Linked DNA regions of Homo sapiens: region 2 is linked to region 1. A link is a contact called in ENCODE Hi-C or POLR2A ChIA-PET data. All regions are on one chromosome and are shown on one strand. Each heading gives the region's core, a stretch centred on a gene start or an enhancer-like site at or near the end of the contact. The rest is flanking DNA. Distances are from core to core; before and after follow the strand shown.

Region 1 (5,342 bases), core at 942-3,441:
AGTAAGAAGGCATCTTCTATGAATCAGAAAGCAGGCCCTCACCAGACACTGAATCTGTCAGCATCTTGATCTTGGACTTCCCAGTTTCCAGAGCTGTGAGAATTAAGTTGTTTATAAGCTACCCAGTTTATAGTACTTTTTTATAGTTCTCCCAATGGAGAAATATGCTAATTTTTTTAAAGAATGTAATTAGGGAAATGATAAAGCATACATAAGAAATAGTGTATTGAAGCCCTTAAAATATTCCTGAAGATATTTCAGATATAATATGAGCTCAACTAAAATGAGTTTATCAATAAGTATACCTGAGAGGAAATAAACCAAAATGTTAACTTTGATCATCTCTGACTGGTAGAATTAGCATTTTTTCTTTCTTAAACTTTCTTTTATTTTCTATAAAGGAAAAAACCCAATAAGCTTAAAAATATATAATCACAACTTGGATTGGCATTTCTGACACAGAATTAAGTCCTTGATGGTAGGGCAGGAAGTAGTGTAGACAAGGAGTAGCCTAAACAAAAATGCCTCCTAATCTACTTACATGTATATTGGACCATTTGATAAGGCAAATAAAGTGTCCTGTCCAAGCTCAACTAATCAGCTGATAAATAAGTTTTTATCTTGGGTTGTGACAGTCATTGGAAATGAAAGTGAAAATGAAGGATAGAGGCAAAGAAAAGAAAGAAGTAGTTTTGAGCGTCCCAAGAGTGAGGGCCACTATCAAATTTGGAGGATGGTAGCAAGTATGTGTGCTGTAAATTCAAAAAGAACCATCTCAACACTGTTACTTTTAATATCATCTGTAATAATTCTCCAGGGGAAATCAGGAACTAACCAAAGTCACATGTACTAAGCTATTTGGGGTTATGCTAATAAGTTTTATAAATGATGAGCTTAAGTTTGTAATGATAAGCCCATATTAATCCTATTATATTGATAAAATGGCTGGTATATTCACAGTTTTCTGCTCTAGCCTCCAAAGTTAAAGCATGGAAATCTGTAAAAACTAACTAAGCTGCTTTTGTATGTACACAGCACAAAGAAAAACACCAAAAAAAAAAAAAATAATACAACCTGCTCTTCTCATGTTTAGAATTTTTGTTTTTTGGGTTTATTATTTGTTAGTTTGTACTGCATTCTGCCAAGACATGAATGATTAATTAGAATAAAACAATTATAAGGTAAATTGAGTCATCATAAAACAAAAAGCATCCCAGCAGATTTATTAAACTATCTCTTGGATGTGGAAAGGAATGGGATGTCTCCATAGCAGCTCTGTATCTACTGAGGTCTATTCCCAAGTGTGTTCCTCTGCCTCTGAGTCTTATCAAAGTTACAGTTTCTGGTAGCTACTTATTTTGGCTGTCTCTTCAGTCCTCAAGCCGTTTTCCTTCCTGAGAACTACTTCCTTGCATATAGCTATGTGCTCCAGTCAGCTATAATCGCTCTGTACGTCCCCATCCTTTCCCATAACTTATGTGGGGAAGGAGTTGTGGTGTGGGGGTATCTGACACAAAGTGGGCCAATGATAATCTTCTTTCTAGGCAGATGGAAGTAACACCGAAAGGCAGGGTATCCATCCCTATATGTGTCTGGGACAGTAACAGGGACTCTTAGAAGCTAAGAGGCCACAGGGACAAGGAAGCAGAGAAAGCCAATTTACAGAGAAAGTAGAATGAAGTTTTCAGGGAAAGAAAGAAAAAGAAAGTTTTTTGGGTTTTTGCAGAATTCCCTCTCCTAATCTCAGTTCCTCTTTAAAATCTAGCTACATTATGACTTCTGGTTTCTGCAAAGCACCCTTATATTTTTTGAAAGATATCTGACTCTGTTGGCCTGCTCCCCCAACTCCCAATTTTTGGTGTAGCTGTTAAGGGAATTTAATTGTGTCCAGTTATTTGCAAATCGGGAGACTTATTTAATATAAACTTTTACCAAAGGCAGGTATTTCATTTATTTTATCTCCTTCAGGTCTCCCTGACAAACCTGTCCTCCTTTGGGGCTGCTTCATTTGATTAACTTAAACTTGTACAATATTTACATCATTTATAAAACGCTCTTGTATGAGATTGTTTGGGCTCCTCTGGAGTAGTCATGGTCTATTGTGTAAACACAGCTTTGATGTGATTTCTACAACTTGCATTATTTACCCAACAGACTGTGTAACTGCTCCAAATGAACCATTATGACTGTCATGTGGCATAAATCTATCTTCAAGCACTTTTGAAAGCATGACTCACTGTAGTCTTTTGTGTAAGGGAATTTATGAAATGTGTATTATCCATTTAATAAAGTCTAATGTCTGTCTGGTGAGCTGAGTTAATCCACTGGGAAAAAATTAAAACCTTTGCAGAAAGGAGAAATAATTTCTTATACCAACTAATTCTAGCACTCGTAGTCAAAAAATCTTATTTGTTTTCTTCACTAGACAGAAATTTATGGCCCTGTTTTGTACACTACCTTATCCACAGTGTTGGGCACAGGATCTGGCATAGGGACTAATGCACTTTGCTGAATGAGTGCCTGAATAAACTCATATAAGTTGTTATCTCACTTAATTCTAGCAGCATCCTCATTTGCAGATAAGGAATGGTGACTCAGGTGTGGTAAATAATTTTTTTTAAGTCACATAAATTTATAAGGTAAAACTGGAATCCAATCCATCCTACCCAACGCCATAGCTACTTCAATTATGTCAAAATAACAGAAAAGATACAGAAATAATAAAACATTACTATAATAACTAGCATAAAACAAAATACTTATGTATCCAAAAGAACACAAAAACAAGTAAAGTAAATCTTTCCAGACTGGAAGTCAGGAGATCTGTGTTTTACAAGATCTTTTCTTTCAGTTTGCTACATGTGTTAGGCAAATCACTTCATTTTTCTCATCTTTCTTTTCCTTCTTGGTGTTACAGCTTATTTTCTAAAAACCACTATTTTGGATATTCCTGTTTCAGTTGTTTTCATTCTCTCTTCTTGGAAGCACCTGAGAACAATTGCTTAAATTTTAACTTTTTACTCAATTTTACTCCCTAAGCACCTGGCTTGCCTCACGCCAGTCCTGGCCCTGCTCTCCACAAAAGCCCAGGAAACTCCTAACATTGCTTCCAATCATTAAAAACTTTCACAAGAGTCAGTCATTAACACCTTCCGCAAGAGGCCTTAGGCTCACCTCTCCAAGGAGACTGAAAATCAGAAGGAATACATTTCCAGTGGAATTATAAAGGTCCTAAATTATTACCTGGGTAAGTGGGATTGTCCACCCCTTCCAATTTTCCTGTTTCTTTTTCTCCTTTTCTTTTTCCTCTCTTTCTTTTCAATTTTGCTGCATGTGGGGCTCCTTTCATGCTTCTGCATTATATCAGGTATATACCCATCAAAATGCCCTTGAATGGACCGTAGTAAGAATAGGAGTAACATCTCTCCTCTCAGATGACATCAGGTATGACCTCTGTTATCCTCTATGATTGTTGCTCTCATGAGCATTCCTACCCTTGATCTGGACTTTGCATCTTTTCGGGTGATGTTCATGTAGTATTTGGTTTATATTATCTTCTCCTGAGAATAGAAGCGTGTAATGGCCATGTATTGGGGGAAGTTTGGGCGTTTGGCATGTTGGCGGCACAGCCCTGTTAAGCACTTCTTTTGTTCTCAGTTCCACCCAGGTCTGGAGGTAGAATAGCTGGCTGATTGCTCACAGCACCTTGGTATAAGAGCAGGGGAAACCCACAGCTGCTGAAGGTTGAAGCTCTTTGTGGCTTAAGCTGGGCTGGGTTGAGTTCAATGCTCCATTTAGGGATTGAAAGACATGTCTTCCAAACTTCTGAATTGTATTCCAGAGAGCCCCAACATAGGAAAGTGGGACAACTCTGAGTGAGAAAAACTGGGAACAAACCCAATAGCTTTTCTCTCCCTGCAGACCTCATGGGTTTCATTATTAGCTATGAGTGTTTTGGGTGTCAGGACTGAAAGTTCATTGTATATGCTGCCTCTTGAAGTAAACTGTCAGTAGTAGACCAAGAAGTTATTGAAGGGCTCTAGATTATTTTTAGGTGAATACAAACAAACTTGAGCTATCATTTAAAAAAAAAACTTCGGGAGGATTAAATTAGAAAAACAAACAAACAAATAAGCAAGCAAACAAGAAACAACAGCAGCAAAAACAAACCCTACACAAAGATAATTAAAAAAGAAACAAAATTAACACCCCTGAATGGTATTTGAGTAATGGTGAAAGACAGAATCAACACATTACCTTGTCCTTAAAATTCACTGAAATAGCAGAGAATGATAAATAATACACATGCAATGAGGAAAACAAAAATCTCTTGCATTTCCATGCTCTCCAGAGCTTAGCTGAAATAAGTCCCCGTTCCTGTTTGAGTTTGGCCTTGTAGGGCTTTGAAATCAGAAAACAATCCCTGCACACAGAATTGGATGCTCACTAGCTAGCATTTAAAAATAGGAAATGAAAATGAGTGACAAAATAGAATACTGGAGAAGAGAGGAAATAAACCACTTTCCCATCCTACTACTCTTTCATGATCTATTCTGTCCCACAGGCATAGTGGAAATTGCTTTGCTTGTGCTGGCAATGGGGTTTCACCATAAGTTATTAAAAAGTCAAATCAAGGTTTTTTAGATCCTTGTAATTACAAAGCTAAAAAGCAATTGGAAACATATATTCAGTACCTTCAGAGCATTTGCTGTGACTTCCCAGTGACATATAGTCAGGGGCATGCTATTGGGTGAGGATTTTTCTCTTCAATTCCTTCAGCCTTTTCTGAAAGAAAACAGAATTCTCGCACCATCTTTCAATTAAATGAATTCAGTTAATTAGCTTCACAAACAGAGCACATTTCCTATTCAGCAGAGGATTCATTAAGATTGTCTTTTTGTAGCCAGCTCTGGCCCTCACCTTACTGGCTAGATGGGCTAGGTATCACACATTAGGGTCTGCATTTGAGTCAAAGTTTGTCCTGAGTTAAGAGTTTGGGTAGGAAGACAAGGACCGAACTTGGGGTGTGTATAAGTTGGGGAATGAAAGAGTGTGTGTCATGAAAAAGTGTGAAAGAATCAGAATGATCTCATGATTTGAAAAAAGACAATAACGCAATGGTTCATTTGTAGTCTCTCTGGGGTATGTGTTCTGAGAAATTTTTCCTGCCTCATCATATTTGCTTCACTGAGATCCAGTAACAATGATTCATGATTTTATCACAGTGGAGCTGAACAACTGGCTACAAACATACATAGAAAATAGATCATCTAACCATGCCTCGTGTGTGCCACATGCAGCTGGGGAGGCAAACCTGGGAAGAATCTCAGCACATAGTCTCC
Region 2 (5,342 bases), core at 1,048-3,547, 160 kb before region 1:
GGAACCAAGGTTGAGAACCCAGACCTATAGTTAGTTGGAAAAAACACAATAAACAGAAAACAAAACAGCAACCCCCCCACTCCCACCCCACCACCACAAACACATATACAACTTATGCTGCTGAGGGGACAGCACCTGGATATAGCTGGAATTAGTTCCCTTGTGAAAAACATGCACCTAAGGAGAGGTGATTAGCTCTTTCACACCTCAGATAGAAATTCTTCTCCGTGCTGGCCAGTCCTTTTCTAGCAAAACCTTAGAAACGTGAGAATAGTGACAGGAGTGAGCAGCGATAGATAAGACAGAAATGAAAACAGATGAGATGGGTGCTGGGAGCAGTGGTGGCCACAGATGTATTGACAAATGCAAGTGGTTTAAGTCCGATGCTTGCAGAACACAATCAACAGGGAAAAGAAAAAAGGACCATTAGAAGAAAGAAAGGGAGAGAAAGGGAAGAAGGATGTAGGGAGAGAGAGAGGAAGGAAGGGAGGAAGGGAAACAAGGAGGGAGGGGGAGGAGAGAGAAAGAGAGAGAAGGTCCACCAATTTGCACAGCTCCAGGAGCACCACTGTAACGGGGCCCCTGGCGAGATATAATACATGTTACTTGATGGGTAGACCCAACAAGAGAAAGCCTTTCCATTGAATGTTGAAGAAAAGCCAAACAAGCAACTGTACTGCATATAGACACAGGCATATGGTGGGAAGGGCAGTGTACAATAAGAATTTGCACATGCTGAGCACCCACTGTATATGAGGAAAGTTGCCTAAGATACAGCATATTACTTCACAAGAACCCAGCCAGGGATGCCACATTTTTCTCCTTGTTACAGCAGAAGCTACCACTGCAAGAGCTTAACCAGAATTTTTTTTCAAAAGCCTGTATGCAGGACATGTTCAGCACCAGCCATCGACTCCCTATTAGTTGACCCTAGGAGACTCCCCACCTTAACAATTCCAGGTAGCCCTTGAGGTCATATACATTCCAACCTTTGTTTTAAACCAGTATTCTTTTCCTCTATATGATATAGGTCCTCAGGTCCTTTTATGCATACCATATGTACTGGTGGAATAGGTAGTTAAGTTCAGAGGGCAAAGCTACTCTAAACCTTTGCTGGAGTCACCTAAGTTTGATAAAAGCCTTATGAACACACTTTGGAGTTGGGGAAAAGAAACAAATACAAAATTTGTAGATCATCTGAGAAGGTTTGCAGATTCTCTGAGGCCCGTAAGATCCAGTTAAGGCATCCCAAGCCAACCCCGGAATCCTCAAGAGTCACTAATAACATGCTAAGTGGTATACTGCTGGTCAGAGTGGGATGAGGGCCAGTGGGAGGGAAGGGTAACAGTCATTTGCTGTATGGGACATTGCATCTGTGCACTCCAAACCACAGGAAAAGATGTTACCAGCCACGACCTCAGATATCAAACAACATCTCCTTACGTTTAATACATAATGTTTAAAAAGCCAAAGGAATGGGAAGGAAAGTAAGTGCATACATGTGCATAGCTAGGAATAAAGATATTCCTCTAAACAACGATACAAAACCCACCTAATTAACCCTATAGCAAACCCTAACCCAACTTCAACATTACTTTTAATCCAGATTGTTATATTAGTCTAAGTCTCTCTAGTTAAGATATTCTTATATTAAGGCAGTATATAGTCAGCCTTCTGTATCTGTGGGTTCCACATCTGCGGTTTCCATCAACCGTGGATGCAAAATATTTTTTTAAAAAAATTGATGATTGTGGCTGTACTGAATTATGTACAGACTTTTTTCTTGTCATTATTCCCTAAGCAACACAGTATAACAACTATTTACATAGAATTTACATTGTATTATGTATAAGTAATCTAGAGATGATTTAAAGGATATGGGAGGATGTGTGTAGGTTATATGTAAATATTACACAATTTTATATAAGGGAGTTAAACATCTGTAGATTTTGGTCTCCTCGAGGAGTCTTGGAACCAATCCCCCATGGGTACCAAGAGATGACTGTACTTCGATTCCTATAGACTCTCTGTGAGCAGCTAACCATCTTTAGAGAATTTTCTACCCCTAATAGGCAAATTCGTTATTCATAAAGTTCTCCAGAAAGAAGTTCCAATAAGAATATCTGTCACCTAGAAAGCCATCCACTAAAGGAAGTGAACATGGGTAGCATCTCTCAGCATATGATAGTATCACATGGCCCATAATATTTCACTTCTCTTCAAATAAGCCCATGAGTAATATCAAAACCTTCACTCTAGGTCATACCACCTTCCCCATTTTATCTCACATTTTCCCCACACTCACTGCCTACAGACAGAGGTTCCAGGTCTTGAGAATATGAATTGACTGCTTAGCTGTGTCTATTTCTGGAACTGTACTATTGTCTTTGAGGGTCAGATGAGCAGCCTAATAAGATTTAGACTTATTTCAGATAAATATTAGAAATTCTGAATATGACCTTAGTCCAAATCTTTGAAATAGTGTCTATTATTAGCTGAACCATTAGGTAAAATCTCAAGGTTTAACAATAACCATAAACACTTGTCAGAAATGCATTCATGTATCACTGAATTCATGCATTCGTGTATCATTGAATTCATGTATCTACCGACTGTTGTTTTCTGGAGTGTTTTTTGTGGGGGGAAACTCAGAAATTTATTTGTTCTACAAATACCTGTGGATGTCTTGATTAGTGTTATATATTCATAGTAAGACCACTGAAATTGACACAATTAAATAACATCTCAAAGAATAATCCATGGAAACTGGTGGATAGAATTTACTGTTTTAGAGTACTGCTTCTCAAATATTAATACACAAGTACTTTGGGAATATTTTTAACCTGCAGGTGTAGCATAGTGGTATTGTGGGGGCTGGCAAGTCTGAAATTTATAGGGCAGACTGGCAGCCTGGGAACTCAGGCAGAAATCAATGCTGCAGTTTTGAGGCAGTATTTTTTCTCTCAGAAACCTCAGCTTTTGCTCTTAAGGCTGTTCAGTTGATTGGATGAGGCCCACTCACATTATAGAGAATGATTTCTTTTACTTAAAGTCAAATGATTTTAGCTGTTAATCACATCTACAACATACCTTCACAGCAACAATGAGATTAGTGGGCACCAGAACCTAGCCAAGTACACACGAAACTGACCTTACAGATAGGAAGGGAGCTGCTGCCCTGGGTGATGCCAGCCCACTATATGTTGAGTGGGAAGGCTGTGGAGAACCCAGTTTTTAATAATTGTTTCCCTTTCTCCAGTCATTTTGGAGTTAGTGAAATTAAATACCTATTCTTCACCTTTTTACAGGCATTTCTCATCTTCCAGTTCTTTCCATATGCTTTTCTCTTGAGCCTGACCTCTTAAATGATTGCAAACCCAGAGGCCCTGATCACCATATGGGCCCAGAATTGAAAGACATGTTCTCTGAAAGGAGGTTTTTAATTGCCTGCAGCATTTCCGAGTCAGATACTGAGGCAGCCATCTGGCAGAAAGCCGCTGTGGCCTGTGATGCTAGCAACAGCAGCTCCGACCCTTGAGACAAGGTGGGACAAGGCTATTGGCTAGTCACACACTTCCTCCCACCCAGAACAAAGAAGAAAGTCAAGCAATCTGAGAGGATTCCCTGTATAATTCTTCAGGAAAGACATCCCCAAGCCAATCAGATACCTTGGCCAATTACTACAACCAACCAACCAACCAAACAAACACCTTGTGATTAAACCAAAGATAGGAACATTTTAGGAATAGTTCTTTTTGCTGAACATCTATTGCACACTCTAATTGGAACTTCTAATACAATACCTTCTTTTTAGTTTTTAAAAATGTGTTTGAACCCTAATGCTTTATCTAATTATACCTTGAGAGAAGAGAGGTATCGGGCTTTCCTTCAACTGACAGTCCACATGGTCTCTGGGGTACCAAGGTCAATACTAGAGATACCATCATTTAGCTAACAGGGAGACTATGGCGTGTGCAGGAAGAAAACAGAGACAAGTGACCTGAAGGCATCAATTCTCCTTCTTATGCAAATATTTTTGTAGTAATAATACTTTAAAACCTTTCAGAGATGACAAAGTGAATACTCTAAAATCTCTGTGAAATGACAATGCCTTATAATTCTTGCTTTTAAATAGTAAGTATTCTACAAGTGCCAGAAGAATTAATGCCATTTAAAATCATTATCAATGCTTATTGGAAACAAATAACAAATCATATGAGTTCTCTATATTGTGTTAAAAAAACGCTACTTTAAATATTACTTCCTGATCATATCACCAGAGAATAAGCTCTAAAAGCGAAGCATGTCAACCTCATTGCTAACAAGTGAAATGCAGATTAAAAATGCATACCATATTTCACCTAACTCATTTTGAAAAAGATCAATAAGTCAGATAACACAGTGAGCTGGGTAAAGTATGGGGAAACAAACATTCTCATAATGCTGTGTTGTAAACAGGTATAACATCTCAGGAGTACATGTTATTGATATCAATCAACACTGCAAACGCAAATAGCCTTTTGCCTCGCACTTTCGCTTCTAAAAATTTATGATATTCATTGATAAATTCGCTGCAGTGTTGTTTGTAAGGACAAACAGGTTTTTTTTTTAACCACTCATCAAGAGAAGACTAGTAAAATAAATTAGACAAATCCAAACAAGGAACACAACGCAACGACTAAAAAGCAGAGGGCAGCTCCATGTGGCTATCTTTATAAGTGTTGAAGCCCAGGCTATAGCATTCAAGAAAATAAGCAAGGTAGAGACCAATGTATAGAGTTACTTGGGCTGGGTGTCTTCTATTGCCCTTAGAGATCAGTTCTCCACCCTTGGTCACCAGACTGTCTGCCCCAGGAGGCTCATCTTTATGGACTACATCAACCGGCTCTCTTGCCCTCAAGCTTCCAGTAAGTTTGGCCAATGGGGTGACCCAGCGGTATCTAAGGGAAGCAATGAGGAGCACATTTAAGGTATCTGTGTTCTGGCTCCCTCTGTGGAATCTTTTCCAGCTGGCCAAGTCCCTCACTTGGAGGTCACAGGTTCTCTTCAGGAGGTCATTTCCAAGATTTACTTCTTCCCTCTCCTTGCCACTTTGGGCCTAGCAAGTCAACATAGCAATTACTAGTCCTAAGTATCTGCACTATGGTTTCTCCCATTTTGTGGTGGTTTCCCTTGACTCTATCCATACCTTTGTAAGTACTTGTTTTACTAAACTCTCCTTAAATCTCCCTAATTTGAGGGTGCCATCTGCTTGCAACTGGAACCCTGGTTGACACACCACCATTTCTGTTTTGTTGTTATTGCTTTTATTGCTTTTTTTTTTTTTTTTCAGACAGAGTCTT

Evidence for each region. Hi-C counts contacts between places; a loop is a spot of excess contacts on that map. ChIA-PET counts read pairs that join two places held with the same protein, here RNA polymerase II (POLR2A). Pooled maps may share reads with other maps.
Region 2: a loop to region 1 is called in a pooled map, with 4 times the contacts of the local background. The contact joins two enhancer-like sites. A Hi-C loop is called at or near these places in 8 of 37 single-sample maps with no recorded cell type and 7 of 50 pooled maps. POLR2A ChIA-PET finds 5 or more read pairs at or near these places in 3 of 52 experiments (HepG2, activated CD8-positive, alpha-beta T cell and activated naive CD4-positive, alpha-beta T cell).

What each region holds. Positions count from the first base shown.
Region 1 is chr3:30,473,725-30,479,066 of GRCh38, reverse strand. No RefSeq gene overlaps it. Among named protein-coding and RNA genes, the nearest start is that of LINC01985, 42 kb to the left of the region's middle. Within about 2 kb of position 2,191, at least 3 of the 41 ENCODE cell types and tissues checked have a DNase peak (open chromatin) inside an H3K27ac peak, as active enhancers do.
Region 2 is chr3:30,637,051-30,642,392 of GRCh38, reverse strand. The region is part of intron 1 of TGFBR2 (transforming growth factor beta receptor 2); the gene reads right to left. Among named protein-coding and RNA genes, the nearest start is that of TGFBR2, 33 kb to the right of the region's middle. Within about 2 kb of position 2,297, at least 6 of the 41 ENCODE cell types and tissues checked have a DNase peak (open chromatin) inside an H3K27ac peak, as active enhancers do.